Regions from separate parts of the Homo sapiens genome. Here region 2 is linked to region 1. A link is an interaction called in ENCODE POLR2A ChIA-PET data of the cell type or tissue named here. Cell type or tissue: MCF 10A. All regions are shown on one strand. Each heading gives the region's core, and the rest is flanking DNA. Links, peaks and the distances in the headings are about the cores only.

Region 1 (15,699 bases), core at 4,585-8,584:
ATTATCAACCTCTTATGATTAGTGAGGATAGAATGACATCATGACTATGAACATCTTTTATGAAGTAGAATGTTGGGCTGAGGTCAGCTGTCTTTTCTGTCTAGAGGATGAAGAGATCCTCCTAGCTTGGCGGAATACTCTGCTCTGATGGAAGTACCATCCTGGTCCAAACATGAAAGAATTCCCAACATCAAGATTGATTGAAACATATTCAATGGGTATGTGTGATCTTCACATATGTATCTATTGGAAGTATAACAAAATTCTTCCATTTGTGTGGTGGTGAATGTAAAATTTGTATAGCGGTGAATGTAAAATCAGAATGCAAAACCAGAAAATCAGAACCTGGGCTACTCTCCACTGTCCTCCACAAATTAGCTCTGTAAACTTGGGTAAGTCACTATACCTTTAGGCCTTATTTTTATTATTTGTAAAGCATAGGATTTGGATTAGGACATATGACAAGTATTAAAACTATGATACTAAAAGAAGTATAATGAGTAGATCTTTTAAAATGGTAGCTCCTTTAATATAGTTTAAGCCTTGATAAGAATCAGGGGAAAATAGTTCAACTCAGCTTCAGCTTCTCAAAAATCATGATTTCCACATAAGAAAGATGACCCTCCAGGGGAGAGGGAAAAGCAGAGAGGGACATGGCACCCTGCTGTGCAAGCCACAGGGAGGACACACATTTTGTCTGAGAAGACACATGTTTTTATTCAAACGGGACTCTACACCTGTGAGGAACTTACTGTGGTGAAGGTAACGTGCTCTATCCCTGAGAATCAACTTAAAAAAAGGATCCCTGAGAATCCTTGAAAAGGAACAGAACTCCTAATCAGGAAACACTGCATAGAATTTAAACATTAGAAATGAAAGTGTGTGCTAAGAATGAAACAACAACAATGACATGGGCCTTTTTTCTTACCATTCTGTTGCCTGAATTCAACATCTTCCTTTGGAAGTGATTCTTGTCTCCTGTAGCTAAACCGGTGTCTAGAATCAGGGATGGGAAGCAGTAGGCAGGGATGTGTGGACACACAGAGACATGGAGGTGCAGGAGGAGCAGTTATTAACAAACACTCCAGTCACAAGACAGGCTTGAAGACAAAGCCTTTGAGACAAAGACTTAAAGTCTAAAGGAGCACTGGTAGTATTCATCTTGTACAGGGAAGCAGCTGTCCACAGAGAACTCCACACCCATTTTGCCTTCACTCCTTGCATAATGGGAAAATATACAGTATTTTATTTGGAGCTGGTGAAATTTTTCCCTTTTGTTTTGGCTTTTCAGTGGAGGGAGGATTAGCAGAGGGCAAGAAAGAAAATGCAGTAACTCATTTAGGAAGAAGGTATAGGTGCTAGAAATAGTCTTTGTGGAAAGAATATCATATTTAAAGCAAGAGGGTAAATTTTGTTGCAAGGGAAATGAGGAACAAATCGATACAAGGTAAAATAGTTGCCAAGTCATAGGAAAGAGTAGAGACAAACATTTTTTAGACTTGTCAAAACAACTCATTATTGTACTGTCTGTGCCAAGGTCTTCAGAGTCGGTACATTTATTTATGTTTGCTCCTCAGACCACTATAACTATTTAGTTTCTCTCCCAGCAGACAGGCATTGCTGACTTGATATTCTGGATTTTGTGTTGGCCATCACACTTGGCCATTTAAATGCTTTACTTGGACCATGGCCCTGGCACACCTTTATCTCCAAGTTCATACTAGAAACCTTTATTATAGTGGTTTAATGGGAATTTAGTAGATTTAAACCAGCCTGAGAAATAACCACTTAACAACTTGCTTCTATTGGATGGCTTCAGAATCTATTCACTCGTGCCTCCAATAGTTGTGTGTTGTTGCCCAAGCATGTCCAGAGAGGTGAACTGACAGCCAACCACTTCTTTCACAAGATCACCCCGTGATATGACACAAAATGTCACCATGACTTGGAAATCCCATCTTTTGAATTTCTATCTCTGGTTATTCCATGAAAGGAAAATGTTTAACAATATCTTCAGAATGTAGAGCTTTAGAGCTCTGTTTCCTGAGGAGTAGCTTAATTAAGCACAAGTAATTTCAGCCTATGCACAGGAGGTCATGAGTAGTAACTGGTTACTGTTTGATGGTAGGATGCATAGTTTAGCTCCCTCAGGACAATCCAATGACTATATGAGACACTAAAGAAATCATCAAGGCCTGCCTTTGATTTTACGGTTGGAAGAACTATGGTTAGAGTGGTTGCTGCTTGTTCAAGGTCAAACATTAACTATGCATAGGCAGAATTAAAACTGATGTCTACTGACTCTGAGGACTGTGATCTTTCTTCCTCGCAGTGCTGTCTGCTACAAATAAGTATTTCTAAAACACAACAGTACATAATGTGCAGATTATAAGTGGGCATCCTTTCCTCTAAGTAGCTGACTTTTCAATTTGTTCTGTTCAAACTTGGTTAAAACATTTATTTTTCTAGCATTGACTCTGAGATTCTTCCAAATACTTGGAGACACCATGCACAAAGATACAGCGTGCAGTGCACTTAATGTCAAATGCACTTGCTGCCAGAATGATCAAGAGTAAAAAAGAGAATTGCACACAAAGGCCGACATAGGAACCAGTCTCCAACTTCCTGTACTTCAGAAATACACTGTAGATAATTGGATGATATTCCTCTATACAAGTGTAAATGGGTAAGGTACTTCATCATCAGACTGCCTTGTGATTTAGCAAGTCTGCATCCAAAGATATCTCTAAATGCACATAAATGACTAAGGCTTCATAAGCCAGAGAGAATCATATCTCTTCATATCGCTTCATAAGCCAGAGCGATCAGTCAGTATCTCAGAGAGTTGGTGCCAAGAGGATGGAAGTAAAAATTGAGAGGAGCAATCTATAGCCAGGTCTGGATGTAGAAGAACATTGGTAAGGAAATAAACACTAAAAATTCAGCATGCACACTTCCACGAAGAAACCATCTTGACAGAAATGGTGTCATAAAGGGTAAATGAGAAAAGCCCCTTCTATTTGTTCATGGTGTTACTGCATTTTTATTATAGATTGTCCCAAGGGAGCTGAACTATGTATCCTAACATCAAATGGTAACCAGTTACTACTCACGTCCTTTTGTGCATAGACTGAAATTACTTGTGCTTAATTGAACTACTCTGCAGGAAATGGAATCCTCCAAATATCCTCAGCTTCCTAAAAGAGATTGCTTTAAAAAAGTCATAAAGTTACTGCTCAGAATCTCAAATTTTATAAAGAGGTTTGTAGTTGTATACTATTCATATGACACATTTTATTTTCCCTTATGTATTAGGCTTCCATCTCTGGGACCTAAGACCCTCCAAGAAAATACTACCTGAATTTTTTCTTTCTGTTACCAGACTATTTCCCATAGGCCTTAGATATATAGCTGACTGAAGTTGCTTTTAAAAATAATATACAGACAATGCTCTGTGATGTAAATATGACTGGCTTTTAGCTATATTTCAAAGATGACCATTGAGTAATATTTTCCCCAGGGAGCCCCAGCAGTGAAATACCCCAACACTATTGATGTTTTTCGCAACCTGACCCAGATATCTGGTTACCCTTCAAATGACTGCGCGATTGTTCTCTGACTGCCTGGTTACACCTAATATACTCAGGATATACCTCTTTGGCCCCAAAAGAAAGGAAGTCCAGTGTCTGTAATTCCATTGCAGCCGAAGGCAACAGGGTTCACATCCAACGACTGGCTACAGCTCTTAGCACTACTGAGTTCCGACAAAAGTGTTGTCCCTTCTCCAGCCATATAAAAATGGACTTTGTTTTCTCAAAGACTCATGAGTGTCCCAAAAATTCTACTCTCCCTTCTCAAATATAAACATCAGAATCTTCCTTGGAGAGGTGAGAGACTCGAACACTTCACTCTCTTCTTTGGTTAAGGATTCTTCCCTTTCAGGAGGCTGAGGATTGGCTATAATATTTGCTTGTGTTTCATCCTTTCTCTTTGAGTCTGAGTCTCTGTGTGGAGGTCCAATTGTCTAGGGGCAAAAATAACCCATTCTAGCTCCAATCATTGAACTAGAACATTAGTCCTTATACAAATAACTATATTAGGGAATATTACTGGTTTCTACAGGGAAAATAGATTTTCTGCTAGAATAGAAATGTGAACACTTCCTCTACTTTAAAGTACAAAAAATATTCTATTTCACCTTTCACAATGCCAAAGGCACCTCTGTATCACTCAAAAGTATGTGTTGATTGGCCAGGCATGGTGGCTTACGCCTGTAATCCCAGGACTTTGGGAGGTTGAGGCGGGCGGATCACGAAGTCAGGAGCTCGAGACCATCCTGGCTAACATGATGAAACCTCATCTCTACTAAAAATACAAAAAATTAGCTGGGCGTGGTAGCACACGCCTGTAGTCCCAGCTACTCAGGAGGCTGAGGCAGGAGAATCACTTGAACCTGGGAGGTGGAAGTTGCAGTGAGCCAAGATTGTGCCACTGCACTCCAGCCTGGGTGACAGAGCAAGATTCTGTTTCAAAAGAAAAAAAGAGTATTTGTTGATAAATAAAAGTTAAACTTTAAAAAATATATTGTTTTCCCATCACTTTTATTGTCTGATTGAGGAAAATTACCTCATATTTGTCTCATTCAGTTCATCTTTCAACATGGGATTCTAACTATAGAAGTTGTCATGAAACCAACCAAAGTTATCAACAGAGCCCTGGCTTTAGAAGATACTGCCTTGGGTTAACAAAGAGGACAAAAATAACCTGTGTTTAAGTGTTTAATTCTGTTTTCATAATGTATTTATTTCAAAGATTTTTAAGTGGAAATATGGGACTTTGTAAAATAAGTTTTTAAAAATATCCTTAATTGTTCATGGCCAGAGGAGATGAAATTGCCAGAATAAGGATGACATGGAACACCCAGGGGTAGACTAGGAGGGATGTAAATGTGAAGATACCAAGAGATGGCATCCTTGTATCTCCATCAGTGCCTGTCATCACAGAGCTACCTTAAACGATCACATAACCTAAGGAAAATGAGTGGGCTTAGTATGTAAATGCAACTTTAAGACAATCCCCAGCTTTTCTTCCAACATATTGCAGTCCCTGAGCCCATAGCGTAATAGAAATTCTGGAAGCTAGCATCTTCTAATCCAATAAAGCTCAATAGTAATAACAAAAACCTCTAAAGAAGTCGTATCTCAAGCTTGAAATAACTTGTAACCTCCTCATCTCTTTTTCTGTATTGTTACTGAGTAGCAATCTTGAATTCAAGCAATTAAAAAGTGGAAAATATTTGTAATATTCCTATATCAATAACACTGGTTAAACACTTTATATATATATATATATATATATATATATATATAAAATACACTTACATGAAGTGCATAATTTAGCACTTACTATAGACCAGATTCTTAATTTTGTGCATTACCTCACTTGTTTCTCAAAGCAGCACTGTGTGAAGTAGATACAATTCTTTTACCCATGTTAGTAGTTGAGAAAACAATCTCAGAGAGCAGAAATGACTTGCTGCAAGTTATACCATGAGTGACAGAGCTGAGAGGTTAGCACAGTCTCTCTGACAGGAACACCCTAGCTTATAACCACCATGTAACACTGCCAAAACAGTAAGGAGGTATTTGAGTTTTCAGGGTCTGCACACATATGCAGTTGATGGCTGTTGGGAAACTAAATATGAAAATAGCTTGGCTTATGCAGTACAGAAAAATGTTTATTCTATTTCCTAGGATGTAGGCTGGTGGCAGAAAGTAGACCCTGGAGAACAGGAGCACTTGGTTTCAAATAAAATACCTGCATTAAATATTCAGCTTTCCTGCACCTTTATGTGAGTACAGTACCAGAGGAATGGGCAAACTGGCAATGGCTCAGCCTTGGTATAAACAAATCTCTGCACTGGCCCCACTGAAGGCCTGATACTTTATCAACTGGTGAGACCCAGAAGGGGTACCAGGAACACACAGTTTCCCCAGGGCCACTGCTGCAGCCTCCCTGGTTAGATCGTGGTGCCAATCAGGCCTCCAGGTTGATAGGAATTGATGTGGATTAGTTTCACAAAGCTGCCTCTCTTTAGCCCCAGTCAAATGCAGCTGTCCAGGTAAACCTAATGCCAGCAATGGTCAGATAGGCATCTTTGTGGTTGCTTGGATAATAGGTATGTTTATTTCCTCTGTGATGTCTGGGCAAGTGCCAAGGTTCAGGCCTCTGGCTAAGGAAGCAGAGGGACTCAATGGGAAATTGCCAGAGGGCTGACTCTAGCTGAACATTTTTGCCAGCAGCTATTTGATCATTCTAAAGATAAAGAGGACAAGGAAGAGCCAAATTCATTTTGCAACTGGAGTCCTCTGGGTGTTCAGTCTCTTTGTAATATACTGTTAATGTGATTAAAATGGAAGCATTTAGACTTAAATGGTTGTTGGAATAAATTAGGGACATCAAAATTGGCAGAGTTTAGGTTTTGAAGAACTCAATTCTGTCAGCTCTCCATGAAAGTTAATCACTCCAATATTAAGCTATTTTTTTCATGATGTGAAATTTGGCAGTGAACAAAATCAACAGGGTCACAGCTTCAAAGAGGAATCCACTACATTTTGGCAGAGAAATGTGCCTAAGAATGCCTCTTTTAAAGGACTTAAGAGGAAGCATCTATTAATCAGAGGGGGTAGAAGAGGTGTGTGTGTGCATACATGTACCCAGTATCTGAGAGCCAGTCGGTGAAACTGATTTTTTAATGTAATCTGCTGTCTTCAAACACTTTTCCATTGGTCTTCAAAAATAAAAAGAAGCAAAAATTCAAATAGCAAAAACACCTCTAAATGTACATGTGACACAGACATACGCATACATGTATATAAACACATATACGCAGACAGGTAGCACGTGAAGAATAAGATGGTGAGAGATGTGTATATATTTATATGCACGCATGCACATGTGCACACTGACATTTTGGTTGCCTGGGTAGCAAGCAGAAACAGAAAGCTTCTCAGAGTAGAGCTAGCCACTTCTTGAAGATCTGACATGTCTCAGGCAGTCGTGGGTAGCTCAGAGCAAAATCTTTGAAGAAAGCAAATTTGAATGTCTCTTTATGATCGTATTTATACCTCAGACTTTTTTTTTTTTTTTTAATCCTCAGACTCCTTAAGTCCATGGGGAAAGGGCTGCAAAATAGGAGTTTGGCTTTTTGGCCTATGAATTAATGACAGTTTCTGGATCAGCTATTTCCCAGAGAACAAATCTCTTATTTCCCTCAACACACACACACACACACACACACACACACACACACACGGATACAGAATATACACATGCACTCAACATTATCAGCTCTTCTGTATATGTGTGTCTAACACATTGTTAATGGTTTTCATTTTCAGTGTTTTAAGGATTTCCCTGAAGGTTATCCAAATAACAGCTTTGCAAAAAAATACATAAAAGGCCACGTTCAAATTGTCTTTTGAATGATGCCCTTGCTAGTCATGAAAATAAGCTCTTTCTCATACGCCCGGTGCAGTACTAAAAAAGAACCTGGCACCAGCCGTGATGAAAATCCAGTCTGGGGACTAGGAGAAATGAAATATACTGTGCCCTTTCTCTGAGGTCATGACTCCATCCTCAAGAAGGCTATAGCAAACAATGTTTAGGGGTAGAAAGTGTCACATGTAAAATATCCACTGGGAACTTTGGCTTACGATACTCCTGCATATGCTAGAGAAGAAAACAAAGGTTTATTTCCTATGATATATCAATCTTAGGCTTTTTATGTGATCAGGTAAAAGGGAGTGTGGGCTACAGGTCTGGGGACCAGTTCTCTATTTTAGGCATTGATTCTACATAGTTTGTGACCTTGGACAAATCATGAACCCCTATTCAGAACTTATCTGTAAAATTAGGATGAACATGTCAACCTCCTCCCCATTGTGGCTGAGAAGAACAAAGATGATTCTTAGATGTCACCTGTGTGAAACCAACAAAGTGCTTTATAAATATGAGCTACGGGGATTTACATAGAGGGAAACTAATACATGCAAGTAGGGAGTGCAACGCTTCCTTCTGGAGAGGAAGAGGCCTCAAGAGGAAGGCACCCCTGCAAAGGCGGGAGGGACTGGCTGCTATTGTCTAACGCATGTTGAATGAGTAAGTCCTCTAAGGACCTTTATCATCTCCGTCTTCCAAGTGCCCGCTTGGTTTGAATGCCCACACGGTCAATTTGAGTTGAATTTCCAGCCTGCTAATGTGTGTTGATGTTGTTGTTGCTGAGAAACTTGCATTTCCCCTATAGATTAGTTGATCTGCCTTTCTATAGAGTCTGAGTTCCTGATCTTTCCCCCACTTTAGTGCTAACGTAATAAAAATAGAATTGCTGCATAATGATCCAAAGCCCTAATTGATTCTCCAGTTACTGTAATTGTGTCTCAGACCTCCAAATCCACACTGAAGTCGGCTATTGATGAAGCATTCTAACCAGAACACAAGACTGGAATGCATGGTGGGAGAACCTCAAGAAAAGGAGATCTTGTTTTAATTAAAATTAGCCCTTACTAACAAAAGAAAACAGTTGTTCTCAGGCCTTGGATGCTAACAGGAGCAAGATTCCTCCTGAGGGGAGTGAACCTCAATGTTTTTTTAAAAATGTTACCAGCTTTTCAAATAAGTAGGCTGCTCAGTCCCTTAACAACCTAGATGGGTAGCCTTTCTATAAATAGCTCATCCCATTACATTCTTGTTTATTCTCTGTTTATGTGGTTACTGGCTTTATTCTTGCCTATTGTGGGTAGATGCCCAGGCTCCAAGGCAACTTTGTATTTTTGTCTTTTGGCAAAGCAGAACAAGGGGTGGGAGTGAAGAAGATGAAGATGGCGACTCTCCCCCTACACCTACCAACACAGCAACCTACATACTGTCTGTCTGAATGTCCCCAAGGGCTCCAAGTAAATGACAGTTTTGTCAAAAATGCAACTGAATGGTTAAAAGAATATGAATGATCTAGGTAAATTATAAAGCCTAAGATATACACACACATGTATATGCATGTGTATGTGTGTATACACATTTACATAGCTATACTATGCATACATGTGCATATGTATGTGCATATAGGTATATTCAAACTCTTAAATATGAATGCATTGAAACTTTAAATAAAAGGGAAGGAAGACAATGAGTGCCATCTCGTGGAGAGGAGAGCTACCAGTAAATTTTCCAAATTGTCTGTACTTCAGACATTTTTTTAATGACTAACCAATATTCCTCGGAGTAAATATTTTCTTCCTGCCTTTCCAGGTTTTTCACCTAAATAACAATAAGTGTCCACTACATGAACACTGTCTTGTTCCTTTGTGCCAGGATATGCTTTAAGGAATGAACTGCGTTCATGGGAGTGGGTGTTTTGGTGTATCAGAAAATGCATTCATTACTGACCCCAGCTCTGGCAAAAGTCTCAAAAGTTGTTACAATTTATAAGAAATATGACAACAGACTCAACGACTCACTGTGTTTTAGGGCTGTGACCAGTTGATGCTGTTACAGCTGCCACTCCCGACAATGTCATCCCATCACATTGTTCACACTCCGACTGTCCATGCACAAAAGCTCAGTTGAATCCAAGGCATGTGTTTTTACTTCAACTCAATAAATTGGCATCCCAATCTACTGCCCTATCTACACATATAGTCCTAGAAGCTATAGTAATGCACCTTTGGCTCAGTTGCCTGAGGTGCACACATGGACAATTATGCCTGCTCATACTCTGTTATGTGTACATATGGACAAGAAGGAGAATTTACTTCTTCCTAGTGCAAACATCATCAAGGATAGAGGTTCATATCCCAGGGGGTGGTGAGAGTCCATGGGAAAACTGAGTCCTGCTAAATATTACATGAACACAATTCACTAATAGAAGCTCATTACTCAGCATAGGGGTAGGAAGTGTGTTAATAACTATTAGACAAATAGGATTGGAAAAGGGTAACAATGTCTGAGCTTCTGAAATTGAGTAAGAAAGGGCATTGCTAGTACAAGTAGCTTACATGTATCCTTGCATGTATTCTTTCACCAAATATTAGGTTGGTGCAAAAGTAATCATGGTTACTTTTAATGGCAAAAACCATGATTACTTTTGCATCAACTTAATATTATTGAGTGCTTATATGGTACCCACACTAGGCATAATGGAAGAGATCAAACGGGCAAGAATGGACAAAACTCCGTGCTCTTGAAGGACTTATGTTCTAGTAGGGAAATACAATAAATTAATATACCATTTGTTGTAGGATGACAAGAATTAAGGAGAAAAATAAATAGGTAGCGGGGAAAGGCTCTTGGATAGAGAGAATGTTGTAATTTTAGATAAGGTGGCAAGCGAAGGCCTCACAGAGAAAGGGAAACTGAAGTCAAGATTTGGAGGAGGTAACAGAGCAAGCTTTGGAAATATCTTGGGCAGAAGCACTTCAGGCAGAAGGATCAGTGAAGCAAAGAGCCCGTGGCAGGCCTATGCCTGGCATGTCAAGAAGCAGCAATCCGTGCACCAGGCGCCGGGGCAGGTTCTTCTCCACATTTAATCTCATTATAACCTCTTCACCACAGTGAGAGAGAATCTGATTAAAATCCCATTTTATAAAGAAGAAAATCACTTTAACCAAATGTTCACAAGCGCATATAACAAGCACACCAGGGGACTGAACAGTGTGCCCAACCTGGTCAGTGGTGAAGTTAGCTTGACCCCTGACCTTGCCCTGGCCTTGATATTTTTGTACCCTAAGCCTAGTAGCTGCAGGGCTGAGCAAATGGATCTCTCAAAGGTTGGAGAATGAGGAGGTAGAGTGGGCGCAGGAGGAAAGGATGTTGTTAGGGCAGATCTGGACGTACGTAGAATTTTTAGCATTTTTTTTTGTAAAGAACAGTTGGCCAGACTATGTTCTTTTCATAAGTCCATATATAGAATTTCAGTGTGGAATCTCTTTTGATTTTCATATTTTAATAAATTAGGCTTTATAATTTTTCTCTTATTTTCAAAAGCTAAGGAATAGTTATAGTTTCTGAAGTTAATGCATCAACTACTTGAAAATCATTACGTTGTGCTAAAGAATCTGATTTCATATCGCTATTACACATCTATTCTTTCACCAAATATTAGGTTGGTGCACCTCCTCTTAAGGTCTAGAAATCACCTTTTGTGCTCTCTGTTTTAAAAACTGATAGATGTTGGCCGGGCAAGGTGGCTTATGCTTGTAATCCCAGCACTTTGGGAGACCGAGGCGGGCGGATCACCTGAGGTCAGGAGTTCAAGACCAGCCTGACCAACATGGTGAAACCCCATCTCTACTAAAAACACAAAAAATTAGCTGGATATGATCGGGGGGTCGGGGGTATGGCACCTCTAATCCCAGCTACTCAGGAGGCTGAGGCAGGAGAATCGCTTGAACCTGGGAGGCAGAGGTTGCAGTGAGCCAAGATTGCACCACTGCACTCCAGCCTGGGCAGAGCGAGACTCCGTCGCAAAAAAAAAAAAAAAAGAAAAGAAAGAAAATGATGTTAAATGGTTAAATGTGTTCTGTTTTTTCTTGACTTCTTTTTTTTTTTCCAGTTTTCTTATCTCATTGGCTCCCTTCTATCTCTCTCTTTTTTTTTTTTTTTTTTTTTGAGATGGAGTTTCGCTCTTGTCACTCAGGCTGCAGTGCAGTGGCATGATCTGGGCTCACTGCAACCTCTGCCTGCCAGGTTCAAGCGATTCTCCTGCCTCAGCCTCCTGAGTAGCTGGGATTACAGGTGCCCACCACCACACCCGGTTAATTTTTGTATTTTTAGTAGAGATGGGGTTTCGCCATGCTGGCCAGACTGGTCTCGAACTCCTGACCTCAGGTTATCCACCCGCCTAGGTCTCCCAAAGTGCTGGGATTACAGGCATGAGCCTCCGCACCCGGCCCCTTCTATCTCTTATAAATGAAACCATCATTAGTTAAAGAATCACTACTCATTTAGAGGGCTATTCAGAATTTCAGCATGAAAGATCTGCCATGAGCATAGTTATAGCTAAATGGTTTCTATGGAGAGGTGGTGATCAAAGGGAAGATGTTTGACAGGGGTGGGATGGGGTGGGGGAGGGGCCTATGATGATACAGGGAAAATGACGGGTGACAAGGAAGGGGCAAGGGATGGGGAAGATGAGCTGTCACAGAGCTAGGAGCTCCAAAAAGACTATTGTTGGTCCAAGCACCAAGTTGAAGTAGCTTCTTCTCCCTCCCCTCCTAGATGGCACGCCTTCCTGGCCCGCTCCCTGGGATCTGCTTTCCTCAGATTCTTTCCTTTCCACCTTTCTCAAAATGTTCAGATAAGAAATAACACCAGTGATAGCTACCATTACTTCTGTATGTGTGATACTTCAATACTTCCTATTGTTCGAGCTTATAAAAATCCTACATTCAACACACATGAAAGAGATGCAGAGAGATGAAGACATTTGTCCAAGTTACATACACAACTACAAAATAGCAGAGCTGGAAATTAAACCCAAATCTGATAGACACTGAACCCATCTTTTGTATATACCATGTGACCACTTCGTGCCTGGGGATGAACTGTCCTAGAATTGTTTGCATTTTAATCATGAGCAACATTCAAAAGGTAATGGAATGGGTTCCAAGGTCAAACTTCCAGACACTGGAGAAGGTGGGAGTAAAACAGTATTGGGTTTTAGGAATCTTCCCAGTGTTTGTTCCTGAGACAAGTCCCTGAGGTAGTGTCTTGTCAGTTCAGCTGGCATTTATGAAGCACATACATCCACCATACTTGATGCCTGGCTCTGGAAATAATACCGTTGTTATAAGCGATGCTTGTCTTCTCCTTCTCTTGACAACCTACCCCTCTCTTCTGGAAAGTTCAAGTTGTGGAACAATGTGCCCAGGATCTAGTTCTTTTCTTTTTCATTAAGGATAATTCTCTTCCTACATTAGCAAAATCATATGACATCAGTTACTAGGAGTGTTTAAATTTTTTCATATCTACACCATCGGCTGTAATTTTTGAATCTAGATTTCATCTGTTTATCCGTTGAAAACAGGAAGCATTTGGGAGATGGCTTGTAGTATGCCTCATATGTAGCATTTACTAAAATAAAGGACACTGGAGAGAGTCTAAGGTTTATCACCAAATTACACCAGTAGAAGCCTGCAAAGAGTCTCCAAAAAAAAATCATATTTTTAATTTGGCAAACTGAGTCTCTTTTCCATGAACACACATTCAGGTTATTGAAGGCAATTTTCTTGTCCTGCAAGTTTTTAATTATTTTTAATCCTAGTGAGACATGCTGAACTTCTTCATCTGCTCCTTGGGTGAGTGAGGTGATTTTTAGGATCCTCGCCTTTTCTGTCTCTCTCTCTCTCTCACAGAGTAGTCTGCTTAGACATCATTTTTCTTATCGTGTGGTGTCCAGGGTTAAAGATTTTATCTCAGATAGGGGTTCATGAGGCAGGAGTTCATGGTGCCTCCCTTTATCTGAAACCCACTTTTCATGCTGTCTTAGATATGGTCCACTTGTTTATCAGTTCTCTTCCAGAACTGGTTTATATTGAGCTCATTCGCTCAAGGTCTTTCCCTCACAAATTCTTTTAAAGCCAGTTCTCTGTCCTTAAAATCAACTGAATTTAACGTAAAAGACATACATTTAAAAATGTTGAAAAGGAGACTTTTCTATTTATGCTGATAGCATATCATCTTGTTAGTATCAATATATCTTCCTGGCCTTTCTAGATGTTTCTGAATCTTCATAGGAGTGGAGGGAGGTGACAGCGCTGCTGAAACAAAACAAGTCATGTGAAGAGAATGGTTGAAATTAAATGACAGGTCCATAGGGGTCCTTTCTACTGTCCTGTCTATTTTTGTATGGGCTTGAAATTTTCCAAAATAAAAAGTTAAAAAAAATACCCAAGCATTATCTTCTTGCATATACTTAGTCTTAGCCATCTCAGCTCACAATTTGACAGAAAATTTACCCAGTGTTTTCCTTAGATCAAAATACTTGATTTCAAAAACATTCCTCTCAGTTAAGTGGTAAATTTATCAGAATCCCTCAAGTTAGAATTAAGCATTAACAAATTAAATGAATAAGAACATTCTGAATTTATCAGGATCTCTATTAGTTTTGTTTCCAATCTTGGCTGTACCTGTGTTACATGTAAAAATATTGCCTTGTGTTTTTAATCCCTGACACGGTATCAAAATTGGCCATTTATATATATTTTGGGACCTTAGTGATTGACAGAGCTGAATCAAAGGTTAGACAGCCTTTGGCATCAATCTGTGAGGGGAACTAAACGTCACTGATTACAAAGACATCAATGGGAATATAACAAGTATAAGAAATCATATTTACCAGAATTCCTCTAGGGAAAAGTGGTTGGAAGAATTAGTTTGATAAGACCCTACAAACAAGAGAAGAGACTTTCCAGACTCGGGCTCAGGTGACTGTGAGGAATGTCCTACCTGATTCTGAGGATGGTTGGTCAGGAAAGGGCAGGCATATTTTGCAGAGTGTTAGGCACATTTGAGATCCCGACTAAATTGCTCAGAACAGTTCAGCACAGCCAAGAGCAGCTCTTCTTTTCTGCCACACCCTACAGCACATAACCTCTCTCCTTAATGCACACTGGGAAAATACTTTTAAAACATTAGTTTGAAGAGGCAACAAATTATTAACATGCTCTCTTGTTTAGGTGAGCCCTAGGTTTTAAGACTTAATTTGCAAGAATTAAAATTATAACCAGAATATTGGAAAGTAAAGAAATACTTCCACTCAAAAGATCTAACTCTAAGATGATTTTGCCCCATTTGGTCTCAAGAATTACACTGTTCCATGACCAGGCTAGGACTGTCTTAACAATTCACTATTCAAAGGAAAATATGCATGACTAAAATAAGTGAAGGACAATTGACTGAGCCACAGCTCAGGAACTCCCTGACACCCCCAAAGACAAACTGTCCCTTGGAAGACTTTACCAGCCCTGTGTGGCCAGAGCTGCTACAAGGGCTATTTCCAACATTTCACATAAGCACTGCAGACACAGGCACTGCAGATACGAAGAACATCAAATTCAGCCAACCAGCTTCAGGTTAAGAGAAGGGCAAATATAGTCAGAACAGTGCTTAGAAATGTTTAATGAGCTTTTTTTTTTTTTTTGGTACCTTGAAGAAGACAGAAATGTGAAAGGCATGGCCTTGATAGACCTCCACATCTTTCTCATCAAGCTGTGGAAATTAGAGTCTCCTCTTGTTAAATAGGAAAGGTTAGCATGTAATAGTTAATGAAGCCAAGGAGAATCTGAACAGATAAGACCCGAGTCTGTACAGGCTGCATTTGGAGAATCCCAAATCCTCTTATCTTTTCTCAGAAACTCTGCTGTTTGCAAGATATTGTTTTAAGCAGAGAGGCGACAGGAACCGCAGCAGATGCAAGAACTACTACCTTTTTGAAGGCACGCTAAAACAGAATCTAGGAAGACGTGCTGCTTTGCACTTTCATGGGGCACTGTGACAACACACTGTGTTTTTCCCCTAGATTCAAAACACGAATACCCTGGCAGCTGACCTTTAAAATATTTACAGCATTATGGACACCTTCTGAGCTTCCTACTTTTCTTTGCTTCTTGCATGGCTCTTTGATGTATTTTCTTTCGCATGCAA
Region 2 (15,699 bases), core at 7,846-11,845, 230 kb before region 1:
GATTGGGAAGATGATTAATTCCCTAAAGAGCCAGGATATTTATAATAAGTAAAAATACAGTAACTAGGATTTATTTAGGGGAATATGGAGTGAGTAGGAAAAGTTGCAAGGTGTCATTTTAGGGAAAGAATTAATAGAGCATTATTCACTATGAATTCTTTTCTTTTTTTAGAGATAGGGTCTTGGCTCTGTTACCTAGGCTGGAGTGCAGTGGCACAATCATAGCTCACTGTAACCTCAAATTACAGGGCTCCAATGTTCCTTCCACCTCAGCCTCCCAAGTAGCTGGGCACCGCTACACCTGGCTAATATTTTATGTTTTGTAGAAATGAGCTCTCACCATGTTGCCCAGGCTGGCTTTGAAATCCTGGCCTCCTTCCTCAGCCTCCCAAAGTCACTACTAAATCTTAAAAGGGGTTCCTTATTCCTACTGTTTCCCCAAGCCAGACACCCCTTGCCTATCGTCCATCATGCTACCTTCCAGCCAATGAATAAACTCACAGCAATCCTGGACTTGACAGTCTACAGATTTCTTCTCATAACAAAACAGGGACTCTCAGGCTGTATAAAAACAACAGCTGTTTTTCTCTAAACTTATTACGTGTTAGATAATTTTTAAAAAACAGAAACTTCAGTTTGCTTAGCATTCCTCCACAGTGGAATGAGTATTTTTCTGTATACATCTGCATGAGATTGGGGCTTAAAGAAAATCTCCTACTCCTCAATATCACCTTTACTTTTCCCCTTTTTGGAGAGGCTTGCTCCTTTCTATCATCACTTTTTCATTCCTAACACCACTTTGCTGAACAATAACATGACATAAAAAACAATGTGTCAGGAAGATAAAAATTTTAAATGTTTAAAGGGTTTAAACAGAAAGACACGGGTAATTTTGTGAATCCTCAAGAGTCAAGTAGCTTACTTGTATTAGTAACTGTGTTAGAATCAAATCTGTGACATGGAGAGGAAATAAGTAGAGGATTGCTTCACCTACCAAAAATACAGCCATCTGAAGAGCAAAACCTAGAGGCTATATAGAGTTTTTTGGTTGTAGTATTTAAAAATGAAAATAAAGGAGTTCAATTAGAACTATGAAGGGATACTTTGGTGAACTGAATTCAGTTACATAGAGAACCAAACAAATTACCACAAGTAATAGTGTTTATTTTTATTTTTTATTTTGAGATAGAGTCTTACTCCGTCACTCAGGCTGGAGTGCAGTGGCGTGATCTCAGCTCACTGCAACCTCCGCCTCCCGGGTTCAATTGATTCTCCTGCCTCAGCCTCCTGAGTAGCTGGGATTACAGGTGCCCATCACCATGCCTGGCTAAGTTTTGTATTTTTAGTAGAGATGGGGTTTCACCATATTGGCCAGGCTGGTCTTGAACTCCTGACCTAAGTGATCTGCCTGCCTCAGCCTTCCAAAATGCTGGGATTACAGGCATGAGCTTCCATGCCTGGCCAATAGCGTTATTTTAATCTAAAGTTGCAAAAAAATTTTTGGAAAATGTTGCTGAGCCTCTATTTTGAATCTTGCACTCAGTAGGCCCGTCAAGAACCATCATGGAGTTGAATATGGACCAAGTATTGGGAAGGTAGAGGAAAGAAGGATTCCAGAGTAGTCCAGTCCTTGAATTTTCTACAAACTTCCCTAGTAAAAGTCTTTTAAAGGATCTGTATTCAGACAGCAGAATTTGATCACTTTGTATGTAAGGGTTCCTGTTAGGATAGGTCTGGTACGGTTGTGAAAATTAAGGCATTAAATGGATTGCTTGGTTTATTCCAGGGCAGACACATTCCTGAGGTTAGAATGTAAAACAATCTGGCCTATCCCTTGGGCACTCAGAATGAAGGTAACCAAGGTCAAGTCAGATTTAGAGGGCTTCTAAGGGATAGAACAAAATGCCTAAGGCCAGACCCAATCTAGAGTCTCTGGATTGGCTATAGAATCAAGCCAGCTGCCAGAACTGGAGGTGAGGCAATGTATAAACAAGTATTACGAAACTATAAACTATGTTGTCTTCTATACCATGTTGTCACCTCATTCCGTGGTGACCTAGCATCTCAAATATATATAATATTGTTTTTACATTTATTATTTATTACATTTATGGACTCAAAAAGACCCAGCAGCTTAACAGTATATAACCTCAGTTTATCAAGTCCATATGTCATTTGGTAAAACCTGCAATAGCAATTGACACAAATGCTATGGTTCAAAGAGTTTGAGTGCCACAAAAATATTTATCCTCCTTCTGCAAGTAACTTTTAGAACCTATAAGGAGGCAACTCAACCCAATCCAAAACAAACCAACCATAGATCTCAAACTTTCAGGTACATAAAGGTTTTGTAAGATGTGTGAACTATCAAATAGATTAAATAACTATAAGGGACATAAATTGGGTCCACTTGCTTCTTCCATTGCTCTCAGAATACACATTCTAGGAATTTTGGCAGGGTGGAATTTTGGTTGGAAGGAATTTTCAAATCAGAGTTTCAGTCTGGACACAAGGCTAGTGCTTTTTACCAGTCACCAAAGGAAGTCTTTTCCTACCAGTGAACCGAGCAGGAGCACCGAGCCAATCACTAAGTTACGACACTATATACTTTACTAAGAAGGGAAAAGGGGATACTCACACTGAATACAATAATAGCAGATAACCTCCAAATGTAGGTTAAAGCTGGCTCAGGATGGTATGTATGCAGAGGCATTTGGTATTGGGGGAAGGCCCACTGGGCTTTGGGATAGATGAGTTGGCTTTGAACCTTAGTTCTGCAACTTAATGGCTTTGAGCTCTTGAGAAGTGGTAACATTGCTGTCTCTCTCCTTTCATCTGTATTTCCATCTGCCCCATTTAAGTCAAGGATTATGTCACTATGTGTTTTAGGGCACTGTGAAGAAGCATAAAATTTCTAAGTTATATTATATGCATATCAGATTCTAGATATGCAAGGCCTGAGAAGACTGAGAGGGAGATTTATGGTGTGTGACTCAGAGCATGCAGAGGAAAGATGGATGAGACACTCATGTGCAAACAGCTCCCTCAAGTACAATGTTACAGAGGGAGATCAGCCACCTGGCTCTATTGTTTCTTCTCATCTCCTTGCTTCATCTTCACCTTCTTGCCCCTAAAGCATAGCCTTCACAAAAGCCTTCAACTCAGCAAGGTGCATTTATCTTACAGGGTTTAGTGAAGGGTAACTTTGTGGAAGCATATAAAAAACTATTATATAACTCTTAAAACCTGCATTTATTTACGTATGTCTTTCAGTTTTCCCTGTTCTAGCTTAGATTTATACCTTCACACTTTTAAAAGAAAATAGTAACATATAAAATCTATGTATGATGAACTTTACTAGCAGATTTACTTGAAAAAAAATAAAATATGTAAATTTTAACTTCAGAAGGGAAAGAACTAACGACAGGAGGCATTAGGTAATGTAATATCTTATTTTCATTGAAAAATCATATATGGATTTCTGTTATTAGGAAGTCAGTGTAATTTGTGACTGACCTCTTACTTTTGGTAGCTTTTCATGGGTTAAAAGGGAAAGTAGTGGAGTATTTAGGGTGTTAGGAACTGCTCTTTGAGTATAAAAGCACTGACATCCACAAGATTTCTTTGTAGACAAAATGAAGTGGGCAGTGAAGATCAAGTTCTAGGAGGGTCTAACTTTATTCATGTTGAATATCATTATGGACTCAGAGATTTATTTTTTACCTTGGATTATAAGCCAATACTACTTTATTTTGTTGTTCAAATTTTCCAGCTTTGACCATTGGTAGGTCTTTTAGTTGGCTACTCTGTTCCTTCCATAACCCAGAGTTGTTGTTCCTTTCTTTCCTTTTTTTGAGCACTTCCTTACTTTCTAGCACTATAAGATGCTGTAGGCCCATATTAAATATTTTCTGCACCAATCCTAGGATCAGCCTATTCTCCAAAGAGCACTGATTCTTTTGATTGGAAAATGGTATTAGAAAACAAGATCTGGGTGTCAGGTGTCTGCTGTTGGTAATGGGATGTTGTTGCTTCTAGGACCACTCCACTGACAGAGGAAGGAAATACATTTGTGGATACTAACCCATGTATATATACATATCTATAATTGCTCCCATGTATAACCATCTGTATCTGCATTAAGCTAAATATGAGTTCATATTGATGTCTTCAACTCTAATCCATGACCACATGGATCATTTGGTTCTTTCCCTTTCTTATCTGAAGATCTCACGCCAGCAGTGAGAAACCTGACTGTATCATCCAGTTCTTATTTACTTAATTGTTCAATTTTAGTGTGTGTGTATATATATATATAGTGTGTATATATATATATAGTGTGTGTGTGTGTATATATATAGTGTGTATATATATATAGTGTGTGTGTATATATATAGTGTGTATATATATATAGTGTGTGTATATATACAGTGTGTATATATATCCAGTGTGTGTGTATATATGTGTGTGTGTGTGTGTGTGTGTATATATCAGTATCAGAATTGCCTATATTCCTATGAGGAACAATATTATTCACTAGATTACACTGCTCATGTACAATTTATTTTTCCTTTAGCCTTACACATTTCTCTCATTTCCAAAGTTACTTAGATCACCTTTCCTTCCCACCCCATTCAGTGAGTTTGTTTCATACATTTTTGTTTGTTTGGTTTTTTTTTAGATGGAGTCTCATTCTGTTCCCTAGTCTGGAGTGCAGTGGTACGATCTCAGCTCACTACAGCCTCCATCTCCCAGGTTCAAGCGATTCTCGTGCCTCAGCCTCCCAAGCAGCTGGGATTACAGGCGTGCACCACTACTCCTGGTTAGTTTTTGTATTTTTGGTAGAGACGGGGTTTCATCATGTTGGCCAGGCTGGTCTTGAACTCCTGACCTCAGGCAATCCACCTACCTTGGCCTCCCAAAGTGCTGGGACTACAGGTGCGAGCTACCACACCTGGCCGTGTTTCATACATTTTTAATACCATTAGATTTATTTTATACATTGGTAATACAGTCAGCCTGGTCACATTCTGTGTTCCATCCTGAGGTATTCGAATCTCCAAAATGGTTTTGATTTTTAAAATTTGCATACAGTAAGGTTCACTCTTTATGCTGAAAAGTTCTATGAGTTTTGACAAAAGCATAGTGTCATGTATTTATCATTGCAATATCATACAGGATGGTTTCACCACTCGAATAAATCCCTGTGCTTCATGAATTCAACCGTCACCTAATACCTCCCAAACACCTAGAAACCACTGATGATTTGCCCATTGCTATAGCTTTGACTTTTCTAAAATGTCAGATAATTGGCGTCTTTTTCTTTATCAGCATAGTTACTAGCCTACATTTATTAAGTATTCACCATGTGGCTTTTTCTATGCTACGTGTTCTTCAGGTACTATCTTATTTTAATTCTCAGACCAACTGTTTACAGGAGGTACAATTATCATCCTTAATTTACAGAAGAGGAAACATAGAATGGCTATGTGTCACTCCTAAAGTTGCATACAGCTTAGAAAAGGACTTGTCAGTTTAAAACAAGGGCCATTTGGCTTTGAAATTTGTGTCCAACCTAGTATATTATACTGCAAAATTCATATTCAGAATAGAGAAATAGTGCCTGCTTCAGAATGCTCCTTCACTGTGTTATATTTTGATAGTTCTGTACATAAAACTAGGGGACTTTTTACAACTCCAAAGATGTATTACTTTCATAGGAAAATATGTTAATACTAAAAAGGAAGGAAGGAAGGAGTAAGGAAGGAGAAAGCATGTCAGGTGCAGGAACAGGTTCTGTCGCTCTGTTAGGTTCTGCTTAAGGTCATGCATTATCTTGAGAGGGTGCACTGCAGCGAACATTCTGCTGAATCAGAGCAGCCCTTGAGTTCTACCAGCCCTGGAAAAGGTAAGTCCAGAGGGGCACATTTCATAACTTTTGCCCTAAAGAGGCTGTGATGTTCAGCATATTATATTTTATTCACATTGCCAATTGACTCGAGAGCATAGTAAAATTTGAAAGTTCTAGTTCTTTATCTTCTTTGGTAATGTGGCTATTAATACAGATTGCAACTATGATTCATGCCATGTTTTTAATCTTTTCACAAAACCTCAAAGAAGGCTTTTCCACCATGCTTCCCATCAAACCCTTAAAAGTTAGCCAGTAGATGAATTATTGATTGTTGTTAAAATAAAACACTTTCTTGATATTTGAGAATGTTTTAATGTGAATTTAACCTATGAACCAATGGGTAAACAATTCGTTCTGAGTATATAGATGTGTTTTGGAAGCCCAGAATAAAAAATTTAAATGATCACTTATGAATCTGGTATCAGATTTCTGATAGAAAAGCATTCTCTCCAGAAAAAAAAAATTAGCCTTCTTTTAGCAAATGATGGCAACATATTAGGAAACACAAAAGGTAATATTTACGTAAAATCATTTGCAAGTGTTCCCTGTGAGGCCATAAAATCACATCTGGAATTTCAATCATCTAGATATTCTGTTGTGAACTGGCATGACCATGGCTTTACACACATGGCATCCTGAAAGAGGGAATTACCTTGTTCATTAGCAAGAGGCTTAGATTGGTCATAACGTTTCTCAAAGGTACTTGCATTGGTTGGCTGGGGCCGCTGCAACGAAGTACCATAAACTGGGTGGCATAAACAACAGGAATTTGTTATCTCACAGTTCCAGAGGGTAGAAGGTTGAGATTAAGATGTGGGTATGGTTGCTTCCTTCTGAGGGCTGGGAGGGAGAATCTGTTCCAGGCGCCTCACCTAGCTTCTGGTGCTTTGATGGCAGTCTTTGGTGTTTTTGCCTTGAAGATACATCACCCTGATTTCTGCCTTCATATTTACATGGCCTTCTCTTTGTGTCTCCTTCATGATTTTCCCTCTGTGCATGTTTGTGTCTACATTAAAATTTTCCCTTTTTATAAGGACATCAGTCATACTGGATTAGGATCCATCCTTGTGACCTTGTTTTAACTTGATTATCTCTATAATGGCCCTCTTTCTAAGTAAGGTCATATTCTGGGGTATTAGAGCCTAGGACTTCAATATGTCTTATTTGGGGGACACAAATTAACCCATAACTCTACCACTGAGGTTTATTCTGCTAACACAGAGCCAATAGCCTGTACCATGCCCTACTTAAGGTCCTTTTCCTCATTCTTTCCATTTACTCTCTGTTCAAACAGCAAATTTCCTGGATGAATTTGGCCTGCAGAATGAATTGGGGGAGAATGAGGATGGGATTTACATTAGGCAAGAGGCTGAGATGGTGTGAGTGAACTAAAAACTCAAAAAACACGTGATTCTGGGCAACTTATACCGAAGCTGTTCTTTGACTCTCATGAAAAGACGGAACCTCTGAAAGTTTTCACTAGAGCATATTGATAAAGAGGTCACACTCCGAATTTGGGCCAGCTTGGTAATAACCCAAATCCACCATTTCCTTTGGCAGATTATTTAACATTTCTGCGTCTCAGTGCCCTAATTTTAAAATGGAAATATTAATATTAATATCCATTTCATAAGATTGTTTTGAGGATTAAATGGGATAATCTGTTGAAAGAGCTTAGTACAATGTCTATCACATAATTAGCACTCAATAAATGTTATTCAGTGTTATTACTGTTATTTTATTTTTCTAGTCTTATTATTTTTGTTGCCCAAAAGTAGACATGAGTTCTGCTCTTAAGGAGTTTGTATTTTATGAACTACAACTTGAATATGGATGTAAGAGTCTAAGTTCTCTTTCCTATTCTCAGTCTTTATTTCTCTCTTCTCTTTATTTTCTCTACCTTGAAAATTTCAGTTTCATCTATTTCTACCACTTACATTTTCACCTCTTGATATGTTATTCCTAAATCCTTATCTTTGATTCCAAGCACTTTTGTGACATATTTCATATCCTATTTTGGATTGGAATTCTCTATCTTTATGTATTTCTAATTATTAGGAGTCAAATGAAATAATCTTTGTATCACTCACAGTGCCTAACAGAGTGCCTGACACTTAGTAGGTGCCAAACAAATATTTGGGGATAAATGTATGAGCTAATATTTCAGAATTTAAAGTGAATCTAGATGATTCAGGACCCTAAGAGTTTTCCAGACTTAAAGGGAGAAATGATTATTTTTTTCTCATTTCTTCTATTTTGTTTTGAAAAAACAACTGGTCCTTTTCTCAATTTCATGTGGATCTAGAGGCACAGTCAATTAAGGTGTCTGGTTATCACTCTGGCCATAGGCATGGGTCCATGCCCAGGCTGAGTTATTCACAGATGCCCTTATTTCTGGCACAGTGACTTTTTCTCAGATAGGTGTATGATCTGTTTAGGATTCAATCGTCTTCCTTGAGATTTTTCCATGGATAGGAAGGGAGAGAGACAATGAAAGAGAGATTTTTATTTAATTGGTGTTGCCAATCTGGTATAATATGAAGTTGAAATTATCACCAGCTTTGTCTTTATCATACACAAATGGCTTGTCTGTAGCTATAAAGAATAAGGTAAACTCTCAAAAAAAAAAAAAAGGGAGAGTGAGACTTCCATTGAATCCAGCTGTGATTGAAACCAGATCTACCCACGGACTTCCCAATTACATGAGCCAATGAATTGCCTTTCATTTTTGCCTAAGCTAATTGTAAGTTAGATTGCTCTCGTTTGCAACAGAAAGAGTCTCAACTAATACAAATAATTAGTTTCATTTCTTACTGTCTTTGCTTGAAAGTTCTCATTGAAAGTCAGACAAACATAGAGTTAATTATTTTCTCTATGTAGACAGGTAGCAAAATCTTATTCTATGTTTTCTTGCTCCATGGATTTTTAGTGAAACAGAAGGATCTGAATCTGTAATTTCAAAGGAAGCCATAATTACACAATCAGCGATGCAAATATTTGTCTTATAAGCTACCTGATTAAGCTTTCATTGTCCTGGGATAGGACATCAATAGGTATTACTAAATACCACGTATGTATATTGTACTGCAGCAGATTCAGAAGACAGTCTCTTCCCTTAAGGAGCTCACAATCTAGCAGAGGAGATAAAGCATATGCACACAAACAAAAAAAAATAGAACAGTACAACTATCCAATCAATAATTCATGTTGGACTTAGAAGCGTGTTTAGAATTCTAAAAGGGAAGGGAAGGAGAGGTGTGGAAAAGGGATGAGGAATTTCAGTGGTGACATGGAGTAAATAAAAGCAGAGATGGAAAAGTGAAATGCTTACTTACAGGCCAGTGATTCATCCATTTGGCTTGGGAAGGGATACCTGCAGAGGAGTGATGGATCCCAAGACTGAACAGTTAGACTGTGGTTGGATTTTTAAAAGCTTGGAATGCCAGTCTAAGGAGTTAGATTTCAGGTTTAAAGGAAGGAGAGTGGCTACAGGTATTTGGGTGGAGTGAGCTGCAATGTGATCAAGCTCTCTTGTCTTAGGTGTTTCAGGATATAGGGCTATAGTGATCTGCCCTAGGAACTCTTAAGGCAGAAGCTAAAGCAGGGAGTCATGCCAGGAGCTATTGAGACACCTAAGGCATGACGCGATGAGAGCTCAAATGTGGTTAGGGCCAAAGAGGAGGGCAGGGTGAAGACACATGAGAGAGGAAGCACATCTGGAAGAATGGACAGAAGCCAAGTCTAGACTGGAGGAGGAAGATGAGGCAATGGATTTTGAGCTGGGATGAAAGGTTGAATTTTGTGGGGCAGAATGAGGAAATTTAGGAATTTTACTGTTTGAACTTTATATTTATTTACTTATATATTTATATAAATATAAAATAAATATACTTATATTTATTTTATATTTATTTATGTTATCATTTGAATAATGTTCTTCTCTCATTATAGACTATACGCTCCTTTAATTTGTGGACCATTTCACTATTTGCTATAGTTTCACATCCAACATTTAGCATGGTACCTGAAACCTAATAGTTGCTCAATAAATATTTGCTGAATGAATGAATATTTAGTATGGTATGTAAACTGCCATTCAGTATACACATTAAATTATTAATATATTTATTTGAGCTGAAATTGATATAATGTTTGAATCATTTTAGAATGTTAAAGCAACTCTGTAAGAAAAGTTGTAGAACCAATATTTTCCCCAGTTTTATTGAGGTATGATTGACAAAAATTGCATTTATTAGGGTATATATTGTGATGTTTTGGTATATGCATACACTAAAAAATGATTACCACAATCAACCCATGTAACATATCCATCACTGCACATTGTTAACGTTTTCTTTCTGTGGCAAGAACTTTTGAGTCTACTCTCTTAGCAAATTTCAAGTTTACACTACGTTATTAACTATACTAATTGTGTTGTACAGTAGATCCCTGGTACTTATTCATCTTATAGTTAAAAGTTGGCATCCTTTGACCAATATCTCCTCTTTTCCCCACCCCCAAACTCTCTGGTAACCATCATTCTACATTTTGTTACTGTGAGTTTGACTTTTCAGATTCCACATGTAAATGAGAACATGCAGTATTTGTCTTTCTGTGTCTAGCTTATCTCACCTAGCATAACACCCTCAAGGTTCATCCCCATTGTTGCAAATGACATTCTATAAAATTACACTTTTTTAGGCTAAATAATCTTCCATTGTATATATGTACCACATTTTCTTTATTCAAATGTTGACAGACACTAAGGTTGTTTTCATTATTCACTGTTGCAAATAATGCTGCAATGGATATGGGGGGGTGCAGATATCTCTAAGATCCTGATTTCATTTCCTTTGGATATATACTCAGAAGTAGGATTGCTGGATCATAGGGTAGTTCTGTTTTTAATTTTTAAGGGAAACTCCCATACTGTTTTCCATAATGGTGGTTTTCCATAACATTCATACCAATTTACCATCTCCACAGACATCACACAAGTGTTCCCATTTCTCTACATCCTTGACAACACACTTTTTCTTTTGACTTTTTGATAACAGCCACCCTAACAAGTGTGAGATAATATCTCATTGTGGTTTTGATTTGCATTTCCCCGATGATGAGTGATGTCAATCTTCTTTCCATATACATGTCGGTCATTTGTATGTCTTTGGAGAAATGTCAATTCAGTTACTTTGCCCATTTTTTAATTGGGTTATTTGACTTTTGGCTATTAAATTATATGAGTTTCTTACATGTTTGGATATGAGTCTTGTACGAACTGTACGGTTTGCAGATTATTTTCTCCTATTCTGTAGGTTACCATTTTATTCTGTTGATTGTTTGCTATGCAGAAACTTGTTTATTTTTGCTTTTATAGCCTGTGCTTTTGGTGTCAAATCCAAATAATCATTGCTGAGACCAATGTCAAGGAAAATTTCCCCTATGTTTGTCTTCTAGGAATTTTACAGTTTCACATCTTATGTTTAGGTCTTTAAATCATTTGGTGTTGATTTTTGTGTATGGTGTAAGAATAATGGGTCTAATTTCGTTATTTTGTTTGTGGATATCCAGTGAGGTAAACATCATTTATTGAAGAGTCTATCATCTTCCTATTGTACATTGTCATTTGTAACCAATAAAGAAGGAAATGTTTTCAGGTAAATATTTTCTGAATTGCTAAATGTTACACTAACAGCAAAGTCAGTCATCAAAAGTGTTCATGGAGTCAGCCACAGGATTATCTGCTTTCTGCTTCAATGAATTCTACATAAAGGAATTCTTGCTCAGTAGAATGATGATGCAATTTTCAATTTTGGTCACAATGAGCAACAGGGAATTATCTTTAATTTCTGTTTAAACATCATAAACATTTGGAGTTAGCCCTGACTTAAAATGCCAGCTGTGTTCTGAACTAGCCGTGTGACTTCAGGCAAGTCACTTTATCCCTCTGAGCTTCAGTTTTCTTACCTGCAAAATGGGAATAATAGTACCCACTTTCCTGCTTGTATTGTTGTGAGGATTACATCATCTAGATAATTTACGTGAAGTCTTTAGCATGGTGTCTGGCTCATGGCGGATACTCAGTAAATATTTTTAAATTGTTGTTTGCACTTTTATTGCTGTAATTATTAACTCGACCTGTGAGTTTTTCATAGAAGGGATTATGTCTTAGGCATCTTGTACCTAATGTCCAACATGTTGTTGTAACCCCAACACCTAGCTCAAGCATGTTTACAGAATTGAGCTAAGATCCTCTTGAGAATGCTAAATGAGAAGAACAAAGGGGCTGTGTAATAAAGAAGTTCAGCCTTTGTAATTATTCAGCCATGTGCTTCTAATTCAGGTTAAAAAAATTTGAAGGCCAAAGAATCTTTTTAAACATATCTTACAAAGGAAGGTAGATTTAACTATTTAAATGGAGTCACTGGCAAACATGTTCTAGGAAAATAATAATGAACTAGTGCGATCAAAAGGTGATCTTTACTATTGCTTTGTTAAAAATAGTCTTCTCATCTAAAACTGTTTTTATATATGCAACTTTGTGAGATCTTTTTATAATTCTTGTAATGGAAAAGCTAGAATGATATGTTATTAGGAATTTATCATAATATATAATATATAACATTACCTGACTTAAGGAATGACTAAATATGTGGAATAATTAGCTATGTTATAGTGAGATTCTCTTCTTTGTGGATTACATGAATGCTTTAGAAGGTCAGTAGCATTACTATTTCTACTGGAGAACTTTCATTTTTAAATATATTATAAAAATGACTTTCAATAATGACATAAAATATAGAACTTTTTTTATTACAGGAATTATAAAACATTTTTGCACCAACTATGATTGTAATTTAGGCTGAAATAATGCCAGTTATTTTGCTACTTTGCTGAAGTCCCCTTTTTTGAGCCTACACTGAACCTGTAATACTTATGGAAAGAGTTACCATAGCAACCTATATTGATGTCACAAGCTCAGGCTTCTGACTTCATTGCATAATGCAGTAGCCACTGGATTTGCAGCAGAAACACTCTGCTACAGAACAAGTGTCTTGGTTCACAGCAAAGAGGACAAAGAAAACAGCAAGTTTTAGGGGGTTGAATCCTGGATTGTGAGTCAGATTACCTGAGTTCTTATTTTAACCCTCCCTCTCACTTGTTGCCTTGTTTTGAGTAATTGTGTTTACATGTGTGCACTGAGGTTTGAAGCAAGAAAGCTTCTATCTCTAGGATGAACAGAGCAGAGAAAAATTCAGGATATCTAATGTTTTGCATTTGGTAGAGAGCTCAGTAAAGCTAGAACACCCTAAAAATAACTTGGCAGGAAAGGAATTACTAATGCTTTGTAGTAGGTATCTAGCTAGCTCACAAAGATATTAAGGACACTTTGAAATTAAAAAGCATCTGGCTGGGTTTTTTATTTTTACTTTTTGAAATAGTAATGGGTAAAGGACAAGATTAATGTCCTAATCTTAATTTTAGTAAGAATATGGAGAACTTGTACATAAATATGTCACTATATCTACATAACTATATTAACATAATGGTCTATTTAATGGGTATGATGCTTCTTATGTTTATACTGTATACATTAAAAAATAAATGTGTTCTAATTGTGTCATATAAATGTTGATTCTCATTAGAAAACAACTGAATAAGTGAAATGGGCTTGCTAATTTAAGATGACATTTTAAACAAATCCTGATGATACAGTTCTTAAAAAGATCTAACCTTTTCATTGGAGCCTGTTCATTATTTCCATTGCTCTGGCTTCTTGTTAAAGACTAGATTTTAGAAATGAGATATGAATATTTTGGGATTTGAAAAGGCACTTAAACAAATCAATTTCCACACCAGAAACTACGGTGAAAACACGATATGTCTTTTTATTTTTATTTTCTCTAAGGTAATAAGGCTAGACATTTTGATAAGGAGAACTATGACCCTTTATAACCTTTCTATTCATAAGCTTCAATCATTCCAAGTTATCAGCCAAAATATCACAAGCTGTAAACCTCATTAGCTCAATTCAATGTTGAATAGACCCAGTGAAGACACAGTTTGTTATGTCTTAGAAAATTTTTAAGTTACTCTTGAAAAATGTAGAGTGAGGTAGAAGTTGGAGGGCATATTTTTGAATAAGCACTTAAATGCAATTAAGCTCCACATTATAATGCAGCACAAGCATTTGTATGAGGTGCAAAACCATCTTTTCAGAGCCAGAATTTAGTGTACAGTGTTTTATAGAATATCTAAGAATGCAAATTGATTCTTTCATCATAGACATCATGCCTATCAAATTAGCTAATGTAACCTTTGTTTTTCCTAGCAAAAACATGTGTGTTTGTGTGAATTTAATTCAACAGATTTTTATTCACTTTATTGACATGAAAAGGTCCTAAATGTATATAGTAACGTTTTGTAAAAGAACAGGTTGGCCCCCATTTTTTTTTTATCTTAAGCAAGAGAGCAATATTGGTAACTTTCTGGACTCTGTGTAGTCCATCTGCTAAATTCTACCATTTCCTAAATACAACTTCTATGAATAGCAGAGACTCAGCACCCACTGCAAAATCATGAATATCAAGGAATCATATGTATAGAAGGAGCTTTACTTTATTGACCAAACTGAGATCTGATAGATTTAAGTAACTTTCCCAAAGTTAATTGGTAGAAGAATCCATACCTCAGCCAAATACTTGTTCTATCGCATTAGACTGTATGGATCCTGCTGGACAGCTTCTATCCAGAATCACCTCCTTGACTAATCTTGAAAATTCTGTACTGTCCATTTCTTGAGATCTGTTCTTTTAGCTAAGTTTGTGACTATAAACTAAATTTGGCTATTGATAGTTATTCAGTTAAATTTATTCAACATTTTGAAATGTCTATGTGTGCAGAGTTTTATAGTATATAAAAACAGCATAAGAGTATTTATAAAACTCTGGTGGGGTGATATTACTTTGAAGAGTAAATCAACCAGAAAACAAAATCAGATGCACAGTAATGCTGTCAAAATCATATGCATAAGAGTTAAGGAAATTCCGGGAAAGGGAATAATCAGAGGCAATGAAACCATGGACTTAGCCAAAGAATGTTTCTTAGTGGTGTAGTATTTCTTACCTTTTAAACCTTCTTCTGTCCTGTCTCTCTATTGCTCCCCCCTCACCCTCACTGTTTTTTTTTTTCATCATAGAAGTAATCCATGTTTATTGTTAAAACATTAGGTAGGAGAGTTGAGCAAAAATAAAAGGATAATTCTATGATCAAAAGATTATCTACAGCATCTTCTGCATGTCTTTTCTCAAAACATTTTAATCTCACCTGTAGGCTCAAACATTTTTTTTTAAATGGGAGCATATTCTGCATATTACTTTGTAACTTTTTCTTCTTACATAACAATATCGTGTAACAATCTTTCTGTGATTATAATTAGAGATTTATCTGAATTTCAGTTACATAAAAGTCTATATACGGCTGTACCATAATTCATTTAATCATTTTGCTATTTTTAGACTGTAGTCAATTCCCAGTTTCTTGCTGACATAATTTATATATAAATTAAAACCTATATGTGGCCAGGCACAGTGGCTGTAATCCCAGCACTTTGGGAGGCCGAGGCGGATCACTTGAGGCCAGGAGTTCGAGACCAGCCTGGCCAACCAGTCTCTACTAAAAAAAACAAAAAATTAGCTGGGTGGGGTGATATGCACCTGTAGTCTCAGCTACTCCCGAGGCTGAGGCAGGAGAATCGTTTGAACTTGGGAGGCAGAGGTTGCAGTGAG

Evidence for each region. ChIA-PET counts read pairs that join two places held together with the same protein. Peaks named below come from ENCODE experiments on the same cell type or tissue, not always from the same donor. Only the 100,000 strongest peaks of a DNase experiment are listed, where the experiment ranks them.
Region 2: POLR2A ChIA-PET joins it to region 1 with 5 read pairs; 1 of 35 experiments calls an interaction of 5 or more read pairs at or near these places.

What each region holds. Positions count from the first base shown.
Region 1 is chr6:146,896,071-146,911,769 of GRCh38, reverse strand. The region is part of intron 7 of STXBP5-AS1 (STXBP5 antisense RNA 1); the gene reads left to right. Among named protein-coding and RNA genes, the nearest start is that of LUADT1, 260 kb to the left of the region's middle. In MCF 10A, for the core only: no CTCF peak of the experiment used is centred there; a DNase peak (open chromatin) is centred at 6,219.
Region 2 is chr6:147,129,193-147,144,891 of GRCh38, reverse strand. The region is part of intron 3 of STXBP5-AS1 (STXBP5 antisense RNA 1); the gene reads left to right. Among named protein-coding and RNA genes, the nearest start is that of LUADT1, 22 kb to the left of the region's middle. In MCF 10A, for the core only: no CTCF peak of the experiment used is centred there; a DNase peak (open chromatin) is centred at 9,571.